Regions from separate parts of the Homo sapiens genome. Here region 2 is linked to region 1. Evidence: chromatin loops called from intact Hi-C (ENCODE). Cell type or tissue: sigmoid colon. All regions are shown on one strand. Each heading gives the region's core, and the rest is flanking DNA. Links, peaks and the distances in the headings are about the cores only. Region 1 overlaps BAG2 (BAG cochaperone 2). Region 2 has its middle 7.7 kb from the start of LINC03001.

The links. Peaks named below come from ENCODE experiments on the same cell type or tissue, not always from the same donor. Only the 100,000 strongest peaks of a DNase experiment are listed, where the experiment ranks them.
Region 2: a loop joins it to region 1, with 5 times the contacts of the local background. A loop is called at or near these places in 16 of 110 quality-filtered maps.

What each region holds. Positions count from the first base shown.
Region 1 is chr6:57,175,928-57,181,314 of GRCh38, reverse strand. All of the region lies in intron 1 of BAG2 (BAG cochaperone 2), which reads right to left. Among named protein-coding and RNA genes, the nearest start is that of BAG2, 6.3 kb to the right of the region's middle. In sigmoid colon, for the core only: no CTCF peak of the experiment used is centred there; a DNase peak (open chromatin) is centred at 3,264; H3K4me3 peaks cover 3,370 bases; H3K27ac peaks cover 967 bases.
Region 2 is chr6:57,252,908-57,258,294 of GRCh38, reverse strand. It overlaps a transcript of PRIM2 not described here. Among named protein-coding and RNA genes, the nearest start is that of LINC03001, 7.7 kb to the left of the region's middle. In sigmoid colon, for the core only: no CTCF peak of the experiment used is centred there; a DNase peak (open chromatin) is centred at 316; H3K4me3 peaks cover 789 bases; H3K27ac peaks cover 1,054 bases.

The DNA of each region.
Region 1 (5,387 bases), core at 146-5,145:
ACACTTAGGTTGTCTACCAGCTTCTCATTACTACAAATAACACTTCTATGAATACATCTCCCCTTTGGACCTTGGTGAGGATTTCCTTAGGACATATACCAGGACAGAACTGCTAAGACAAAGGGTATGTGTACTCTGCTTTTGACTTAGTATTATGACTATTCTGCAGAACACCTGTACCTATCCACTCTCCACAGCAAAGCACAGGGGTCCCCATATCCCTACCAACATTCTGCATTTTCCAACTTTCTATTTGCTGCCAGTGTGACAGAAATACACTGATATGTCAGTGTTAACTTGTGTTTTCCTAATAATTTCAGACATCTCTTTGTATCCTTGTTAGCCTATTCATAGACTTTTCCTATTTTGCTTTTCTATTTTTAAACAGGAGTTACTGTTCCCTTGTTGATTTGTATACTCAAGAGATTCTTGTTGGTTACAGACATTGCAACCATCTCTCATCCTCTCATATATGAACCACGTCTGGGATGTCTTGCACTAAAGAGAGACTCTTATTTTGATGCGATCAATTTTTTTTTTTTTTTTGCCTTATGGCGTATGCTTTTGAAGTTTTGACCTAAGGTCTTCCCCCACCCTTTGGTCCTATTTTCCTATATTTTCTCTTATTAACTTTATAGTTCTACCTTCCTTATATTTATGTCTTTAATCCACCTAGCATCAACCCCTGCATGCAGTTAGGTAAGAATGTTTTGTTTTTTTCTTCCAAATAGCCATTTTCCCCAACATTATTTACCAAGCAATCCATCTTTCCCCTAGCGAATGTATATTCGCTATTTATCTCTAAAATCTCTATGCCATGCATTAGTGTATTTAACTGTTCTTATACCAGTGCCAAGTTTTGGGTTTTTTTTTTTAATAGCACTAGCCTTGTACTACACTTTAATATTTGATAGAGCAGGTCCCTCAATCTTCTTTAAAGATAACTTAGCTATTTATGGACTTTTACTTCTCCAACTTTTCCATATAAATTCTAGGGTAAGTTTATTGTGTTTCTCAAAAAACAAGAGAAATTAGACATCTTTATAACATCTCTCTGTTTAAAGGCATGATATATGTCTCTTCATTTATTCAGATCTATAGAGTTCCCATGTATTCTTCATAGTAGTCTTCGTGGATATTGCTGCTATTGTGAATTTGTATTTTCTACTTGATTTTTACTGGTTTGAGAAGTGCTGTTTTTGTAGGTTTATCTTGTCACTGGCAACCTTGATTTACATGTATTCATTTTAGTGTTCAGTCTGTTGATTCTGTTGGTTCTTCTAGGTTAATAATCATATCCATATCATCTGCAGTTTTTATTTCTTCCTTCCCAATCCTATTACTTTTTTTTTTTTAAGAAAAGGTCCTTCAGTACTGTATTAAACAGTGGCAATCATGGGGGTATCTTTGTCTTTTCCCAAATTTAAGGGAAAATCTCTGTGGCTTTTTTGTGTAAAGCCCTGATCAAACTATAGAAGCACTACTTTCCCACTTCACTCAATTGCACACACATGCACTCACACTATACACACACATGAATATACCCAGTCACTAAAAAACTAAGCTGTGGAATAAGGGCAAAATAAAGAAATATATATTGTATATTTAACATGTTCTATACTTCCAGGGAACGTTGTTATTATGAATTACAGTAACTAAGATGCCAACTTTTGCAAAATGAAAGTGACAGACCTATTCCCAGTATTTGGATGGTCTTAGAAATACAAGTTCATGAAAGATCTAATCCTAACTGCTGTCTTAAGTGTGCACAGAAAGAACAACTTCACCAATGTTTTAGCACGTTCAATTCCATAAAAGGATCCTCTCCCTGCCCTAAGCACACACATGCCTTTTCCCCTTCGGTTACCCACCTGTTATACCCCAAAATAGTACTGACAGGCTGTAAAATCACAGGATATCTTTATTCTTCAAGATATTAAATATATGTCAAAGTGTGTTTATAAGAGCCAGTAAAAGCAAAGAACTGGGAAGAATCGCATGTGACAAATTTGGCTAGAGAACACAATCAAAATACAAATATTCTACTAACTAATAGTAATGCAAGTATCAGGCCCTATTCCAGGACCATTCAGTATTTACTTAAACATTTTACATTAGCAATCTCTCAGAAAGATAAACTAGGGCCCAGAACATAGGAAAGAGACGGAGTTGGCACTAAATATTTATGCTAAAAGCACAAACCATGACTCCAATATTTAGACAAATGACACAGGTGAATCATGTGATTGATAAATGAGAAGATGCTGAAAGAAGAGATTAATTTTTCAACACCTTTTCGGTTTGTATTCAATTGTAAGATGATAAGAGAGAACAATGCTATTCTGAAAAGGAAGGTTTCATTTATGAGTTACAGCAGTAAGTTCATGTTCTTAACAAAATAGATAAAAAAGACATTCTAGAAAAAATATAATAAGCCTGTCATATGACGAAAATATTTTATCATTAAATGAGACCAAATAGTTAGGTGGAACTGCTAAAGTTTGTGTTTTAGGGACCCTCCCCCACCCCCATCCCACAAGGCTTTTTTTAATACATAATAGAAATTACCAGGGCATTATCCCTGTGAAAACCAGATTTCATCATTTATAGAACTTCTTATATACATTTTTATGTATACCTTTTTCATTTCATGCAAGGGTAAAATGTCATTCTTCAAAATGTAAAGATCTCAGGGTTTATTTGGCAACATGGGCTTTTCATGTCCTATTCCCTCTTCAGGTAGCATTCTTTCTCCCTGACCCTTGTCTACTGGGATCACCTTTTTCAAAACCCAATTGCTTCAGCAGGAATTGTTTCCTTAGCTTCCCCCTTCCTCTCCCTTAAGGCAATTCATGCTCCTTTTGGCCCTGGTACATCCATTTACTCTACAGTCTAAAATATGTCTACCTCATATTTTACATTTTTTCTTTTAAAAAGCTGAACCTAGATCTCTACTTAGTTTAAGTAACGTTTGTACTGTTTGTCAGCTATTGCTATCCTTAAACTCATATACACGTCTTTTGTCTACAATTTTTCCATTAGTTCTAGAAAATTCTTGGCTGTTGTATCTTTGAATATTCCCTGTCTCCCCTTCTGTTATTTTCGTCTGGAACTCTGGTTAGAGAAATGTTGGACCATCTCACTTTATCCTTCATGTTTCTTAATATCTCATCTGGCAACACTTCTGGCGGAGAAGGGCAGTTCTGTTTTTACTAACAGATCCCGGAAGCAGCTACACGTCCAAATTGGGAAAGAACTTTTCCTCACATCAAGGCTGGCCTGGGCTGTGCTCCTGGAAAACTCCCTGCATGAAATCACAACTAAGTAGGCTTTGACAAAAAGAAATTTTAGTCAGAGTACTCAGTAGGAAGACAAAACCGGAGCGCATGCATCCTCAGCTAGTACCCAGGTCTTGGGCACCTCACAAACCTCTGCAGTCTCAGTATCGAAACGGCAAACTGCTGGGAGACTTAGGAGGAGTACAACAGCAATTTTGCGCAAACTGTGGCTACTATTAATATGTCAGCTAATAGAGTATGCAGTGAAAACTGCGCCAGCACTGCCACTACTAGCTGTGCAAATGGGTCAGTCGCCTATGAAACAGGGATGATAAGGGAACAGTGCTTGTGACTAAATGAAGTAAAGCAGGTAGAGTTTAACAGTGACTGATAGCACTGACTAAAAAAATTACACACACACACAAGTTAATATGTATAATGTGTCTAGAATTGGCACTGGCATATATTTATAGTATTAATAGCTATTATATTCTTACCATTATGAATGTGGGCTTATTTATTAATGATGAAAATTTGTGCTTTCATAAAAAGGAGGGAAAATGGCAAATGCTCATACCATGATTTGAAAGAAATAATTTCTAAAACAGGTTTGTTTTTTTTGAGATGGAGTCTCACTCTGTCGTCCAGGCCGGAGTGCAGTGGTGTGATCTCAGCTCACTGCAACCTCCACCTCCAGGGTTCAAGTGATTCTCCTGCCTCAGCCTCCCGAGTGGCTAGGACTACAGACATGCGCCACCACGTCTGGCTAACTTTTGAATTTTTTATTAGAGATGGTTTTCACCATGTTGGACAGGCTGGTCTCAAACTCCTGACCTCAGGTGATCTGCCCACCTCAGCCTCCCAAAGTGCTGGGATTACAGGAGTGAGCCACCACGCCTGGCCTAAAACAGGTTCTTAAAACTCATAGTTCTGTCTCTTATTCCATACTCCTATATCAAAAGAATGCTATAATGATCACTTTTAGGCAATGTAAAATTCTGAAGTGTTTTCCTAATCACCAAAATGTTAAATTACATTTACTGTCAAGACATTTTGGTGTAAAAGAAGGGACTAGTGTTTTTAGTGTGAAGAGCCACTTTTCAGTAGCATGTCCTCAGGCAAGCCACTTCATCCTAATTGGACCTCACTTCCCTCATTTCTAGGAGAGAGAGTATGTGCCCTCCACCTAACTCGAAGGGTTCTTAAAGTTTCAAATAACATATATGAAGTGTTCTTTTAAATTACAGGCTGTCACACAGTATTAACTATGATGCCATCTTGTTTTGTGACTCCTAGAACACTGGCACACCCTAACATGAAACTTTAAGCCAGACGAATGATCCCTATCACCCCCAACCCCATCCCTTCACTACCTGGGTGCAGGTTAAGCCACAGTGAAAGGCTGACAGGAAGGCAGAAGGAGCCACTGTGTTATAAGTTTTGGGAAACATATGAAAAGCCAATCTCCCAGTCCTATCATTTTCCCCTCTGCCAGTCTCCAAAACCCATCCCCCAAACATCTTCATTACCATCTTGAGCTTTCTAGGAGCTACCCAATACCTAACACATAGTGGGTGTTCAATATCCACTGAATTAAAGGCCAATTTAGATTGAATTTTTATCTCTTAGAGGAAGCTCATCTATTCATCCATATATCATTTCTATATTTTGAAATGTGATATATTTAAGAAAATTCAGGCATAAAGTATTAGAGCCTGGAGAGCCAGTCTTCCTGGGTTCAAATTTGGAGTTTACTACTCTCTAGTTGTGTGACTTTGGACAAGTCATTTAAGCTTCTAAGCCTCAATTTCCCTATCTGTAGAATGGTGATAATAGTAACAACGACATGGGGCCTGGCACATAGTCCGTGTACATTAAATGAATAAACATTAGCCTGTGTTTTAGAAAAAACTCTCACACTGTGTTTTTCCTCTGCTCTCACACTGTAACAACACAGAAGGCTGTGACCAAATATGTGGGGGATTTGCAGCTAAGTATCCCCCAACTCAGTTCCAACACTCCCTACACCTGGAGACGGTATCAGATCCCACAAGTTGAAAGCTCAGTCCCCAAGACCCCACCCTCCACCGTTGCAAGTCTAGGCCTCCA
Region 2 (5,387 bases), core at 226-5,225, 77 kb before region 1:
GGGCAGCCCTCATACTTTACGGGTTCAAGCCATGGTTCTAAAGGGAGTTGCGACTGAAAATCTTCACGTCTCTACCTCCAAAATCTTAACGGTAGCACGCCACTCCCGATTGTTAGGTTATTTCGTTTTAAACATGGGTGAAACTCACAGTCGAATGTCTTGTTTCTTCACTTCCCAAATTCCTAAAACAGCTACTCTTTGTTTTTAATGGTGCTGGAAAAAAAAGAGACAGAGAAGAGAAAAAGGAAAACAGTGCATTCCTGAAACATTACAAAAGACCAGCCGATGAGAACCAAGTGCAGCATACTGGAGAGAATCCTGGGGAAGGACTAAGGCAGGGCTGCTCAAACTTTTGCTCTGAGACAACTTAACAAAAGAGGAGGACAAAATAATAACCCTTGGGATATCTAGAAATATAAATGAAAATGAAAATAGCTAACATTAGGGAGAATTCACTATGAACGACCCACTGTTCCAACATTTAACATATACTGGTCACTTAATTCTCATGATAACTCTATGAGGCAGATGATATTATTCCCATTTTACAAATGAGAAATGGAGACACAAAAAGGCTAAGCAACTTGCCCCAGGGTACAGTTAGAAAAGGGAGGAGCTAGGTTTCAGTCTTGCCCCAAAGCCTATGGTTTCAACCACAGGTTACCATGAGTAGTTTACCACCAGTTCAAAATTCCATTAAAGTTGTGCCTTAAAAATGCCTACAGTCTGGGCGCGATGGCTCACGCCTGTAATCCCAGCACTTTGGGAGGCCGAGGCGGGCAGATCACCTGAGGTCGGGAGTTCAAGACCAGCCTGACCAACATGGAGAAATCCTGTCTCTACTAAAAATACAAAATTAGCCGGGCTTGGTGGTGGGTGCCTGTAATCCCAGCTATTCAGGAGCCTGAGGCAGGAGAATCGCTTGAATCCAGCAGGTGGAGGTTGCGGTGAGCCGAGATTGCGCCATTGCACTCCAGCCTGGGCAACAAGAGCAAGACTCCATCTCACAAAAAAAAAAAAAAAATGCCTACAGATATTTTATTCTGTTTCATAATATTTTCTTTTTTCTTTTAAGATAAAAAATACTTCTTTCAAAGATTTTCATCTACATTTTTCAGTGTCCTGCTTCAACTTTCTCTTCAAGTAAATCTTCAAGGAGAACTCTTGCTTCAAGAAGATACACCAGTTGTTTCTTGTGTGCCCAGATTGAGAAGCACTGGCCCAGGGTGGCTAGCTGCCCCAAGAAAAACAAAAATACCTATGTGATATCTGTCAGAATTAATTTGGCCAATTAACCAAATAGATAAGAAAGATTAGGGTTTTTTTCCCCAATGTCAAGGCAACTGAAACTAAAGGGTTGTGGCTAAAATGGAATTGAACAAAATAGGTTAATTGAGTAATTTAGCAGTAGGTAGGAGACTAGACTAGCACATCAGTTAGATAGATGAAGTTCACCATGGCTACACTCAAAATAAGCATAAGCCTTGAAAATAAGGCAGAGCATCTGATAAGCAGGATATTTTTACTTTGGACTAAGATGTAAGAGTGTATGTGTGTGTGTGTGTGTGTGTGTGTGTGTGAAAGTGAGAGAAAGAGAAAGGAAAAACTGTGTGTGTGTGCCTGCATGGCATGTGTGTGTGTGTGTGTGTGTGTGTGTGTGTGTAAGAGAAAGAGAAAGAGAGAAAGAAAACTTGGAGAAGGAGCAAAAGTCTACTTTTGTTAGAAAAGATAACGCAATCCAATGGAGGAAAAGCACAGAATTTAGAGCCAATTAAACCATAAGTTAGAATATTATATCTAATGATTTATAATAATGTGACTTACGTTATTTTATCAAGTCTAAGACACCATAAATGATAACATGCATACACATTCCAATGATTTAAAGTATTTTTAAATTTGATCTTATAATGGAAGAAATACAATAACTATTCCCAATTGCAAAATGAAGATAATACATAATATAGCCCTGTAGGGTGATGGTGAGGGGTAAATAAGGTGGCATATGCCTGACATATGGTAGGGCCTCAGGAAATGCAAGTATTATTGTTTCTATCACCTTTGGCCAAAAACAAGTTAATTGTCTTTTTCCCCCAAGTAATATTTTATTTTTGCTGTTTTGCTGCACAATTTTACATTACAAAAGGTGTGGGTACTTACCTCATCACAACTGTAATCAGTATGCTGATGGATAAAGCAAGACAGTATTTATCCTTCCAAGACTTTTCTATGCTTGTACATCTAATGTGTGTGTGTGTGTGTGTGTGTGTATGTGTGTGTGTGTGCGTGTCTAAATTGCTTTTAAAAATTTGTTTACTCAGCATTTAAGCCCCCTTAGGGCATTTCACACTGCACTGTGTAATAGATAAAGAATCACACTAGAGGAGACATAATTCATTAATTCTCTTTTGAAAAGCGCTTGGTGCTATCAGTGAAATGAATATAAATTATGCCATTCCTATACTTAAGGGCTTAAAAAAGTCTAGTAGTGTCTTATTCATATTTGTATCTGCCATAATAGCCTTGAAGTTTTTTTATGATCATTCTAACTAGATGTTCTCTTTCCTGCCTTTACAAGTTCACGAATTTCTGTATTATGCTTATGATTTAAATGGGACATTGCTGTATATTGTGGTTATTTGTGTTTACATTCTTATCAACTTTATCACTCCCTCCCCAACCAGTGTAAAAATGGAGAAGGCAGGTTGTGGCAATGACCTAACATTGATCATTGGAAATAGGATGGAAATATAGGGATGCAAGTAAATTGAGAGTAATTCTTTTTTTTTTTTTTTTTGAGATAGAGTCCTGCTCTGTTGCCCAGGCTGGAGTGCAGTGGCGGGATCTCAGCTCACTGCAAGCTCTGCCTCCCGGGTTCACGCCATTCTCCTGCATCAGCCTCCCGAGTAGCTGGGACTACAGGTGCCCGCCACCATGCCTGGCTAATTTTTTGTATTTTTAGTAGAGACAGGGTTTCACTGTGTTAGCCAGGATGGTCTTGATCTCCTGACCTCGTGATCCGCCCGCCTCGGCCTCCCAGAGTGCTGGGATTACAGGTGTGCACCACCACACCCGGCCCAATGGAGAGTAATTCTAATAATCAACTATGGATCCTCGGCAGTATGGAGAAGGCCTAGAAGCCAAGAAGAGATCAAAAGGTGAATTAAATAAAGGAATTGAGGTGACCAAACTGTTTCCGGACCAAGCTGAGGGTCAGGCTGCCTATTCTCGCAGCCCAATAATGAGAGGCAGACGAACTGGGAAAGAAGACAGTTTATTTCTGTAACTGGGTACAGGGAAAAGGCCTGGAAAATATCGCCAGGCCAACTCAAAGTTACAAAGTTTTCCAGAGCTTATATACCTTCTAAGCTATATGTCTGTGTGTTAGTGTGCATTCATCTGAAGACATAAGTGATTAACTTCTTCTAATCTATAACTAAGATCTGAATCCTGAAGACCTTCCTCTGGAGCCTCGGTAAATTTACTTAATCCTAATGGGTCCAGGTGCTGGGTGATTACCCTTATCTTGTCTCCTGCTAAATCATGGAGGTTTGGGGAGTTTCTTCAGACCCCCAATAAACTTGTTTGTGGAGGTCTGGGGAGTTTCTTCAGACCTCCAATAAAACTTGTTTAATCCTAAACAGGCCTCTGTTAAGAATTCATTTGTTATCTTGTCACACTTCAAGGCCCAGGAAAGGCCTGAGCAAAACTCCTGGTGGGCTTTTGTTACATTCCAGCCTTTGTATAAGGGCACTAGCTCGATCAGCTTTTAATATTTAACTTGGCCACTCCGTCAGTGCTGAAACAGTTGTTACAGAGGCCTGTGTTAGTGAGACCCGGCCTGCCACAAAACTGTCCTTGTGCTCAAAGAGTAGGTGAAGTTGTGGTGAGGAAGTGTGAGAATTGGAAATAGTGGAAGTTAGGGTTATAGAGAAGTTGGAGTAGCAAAGGAAACAGTGGACTTGTTGCCATAATATCTTCCAAAAGTGTATATATGTGGCGACTGGGCTGTTAGTTGGAGAGTGCATGGTATAGGTTATTGCCAAGGGTTGCAAAGGAAGTTGAGCATTTTAATCAGTAATGAGGTAGAACAATGATTCTCAAAGTGTAGTTGCCAGGCCAGCAGCATGAATGTCACCTAGGAACTTGTTAGAAATGAAATTCTAGGCTCTACCCCAAACCCACTGAATCAGAAATGAGGATGGAGCTCAGAAATCTGTGTTTTCAGAAGCCCTCCAAATGATGATGTTCACTAAAGTTGGACAATTCTTGGTTTAGAAGTTGTAGTGCAGACAGCTGAGCAACAGCTCACCACCTACCCATCATCATCACCACAACATCATGACAACAATGTCTTTGGTAACCTGTGAGACTGGGATTTCAATTAAAGCCAAAAACTAGAAGGAGCATTAAGGCTAAGAAGCAAAAGGCAACTTTTCCACTTTCCAACTTTCTCTGGAGGAATAGAGGAATCTGTTTACAATAGCACAAGGGTTTCAGAGGCAGCCCTGAATGTTGATTCTCCTCCTATCCTAAGCCTTTGTGTGGGCTCAGTCTTCCTTGATAGAAACTAGAGACCAGAGAATATAGGGAGAGTAGTTAGTTGCATTAATAATTATATCAATATTTCATAATAACCATGATTACACTATTGATAGTTATACATATATATAATTAGTAACTATTAATCCAGGTTCAATCATGAAAACCACCAAGAGAACGAGCTCCATGATCTCAGTGCTGAAGGGTGGGAGCAGCCCTCTGCACAACTACAGTACCAGGTAGAACAGATATAGCCACATGGACTAATGATTTTCCAGTTTATCCTTAGACTTAACCAAAATCAGGCCAGTAGCATATTAACAAGCCCACAGTCCCCAAGAAGCATTAAAGTTTCTGAATTTAGTATAAACTTTCTGATTTATAGACCATAGTTTATAGTCTTGCACTCATGATCTCCTCCTTGCTCTGATCCAAACCCTTCCAAAACTGCCTCTGAGATCATTCTCTAAATGGAGCTACCATTTAGAGATACCACAGATCACTTTAGCCCTAATTACACCGGTTTCTTTGCCCCTAACTACTGTTTATTTTTTTTTTTAACTTGCATGTTGTTTTTCTTAGGAAATTGAGGAGGGGATCCTGAAACTCAAACAACTGGGAATGCTGCCTACAGAGTTAATTTTAGTTGAACACTCTCCTTTCCCTGGCTAAACTTCAGCTTTGTTCTTGGCTCTCTGCACTCTTGAGTCACAGGAATGTAAACATGGGGAACCTCATCCTCTTTCTCTTGTCTGTTTCTTTCAATGTTGTCTTTATTCTAATATTTCTATTTCTAATAACTACTAAACCCAATACCTTTCTTTCCTTCCATAAACAGATCTGCT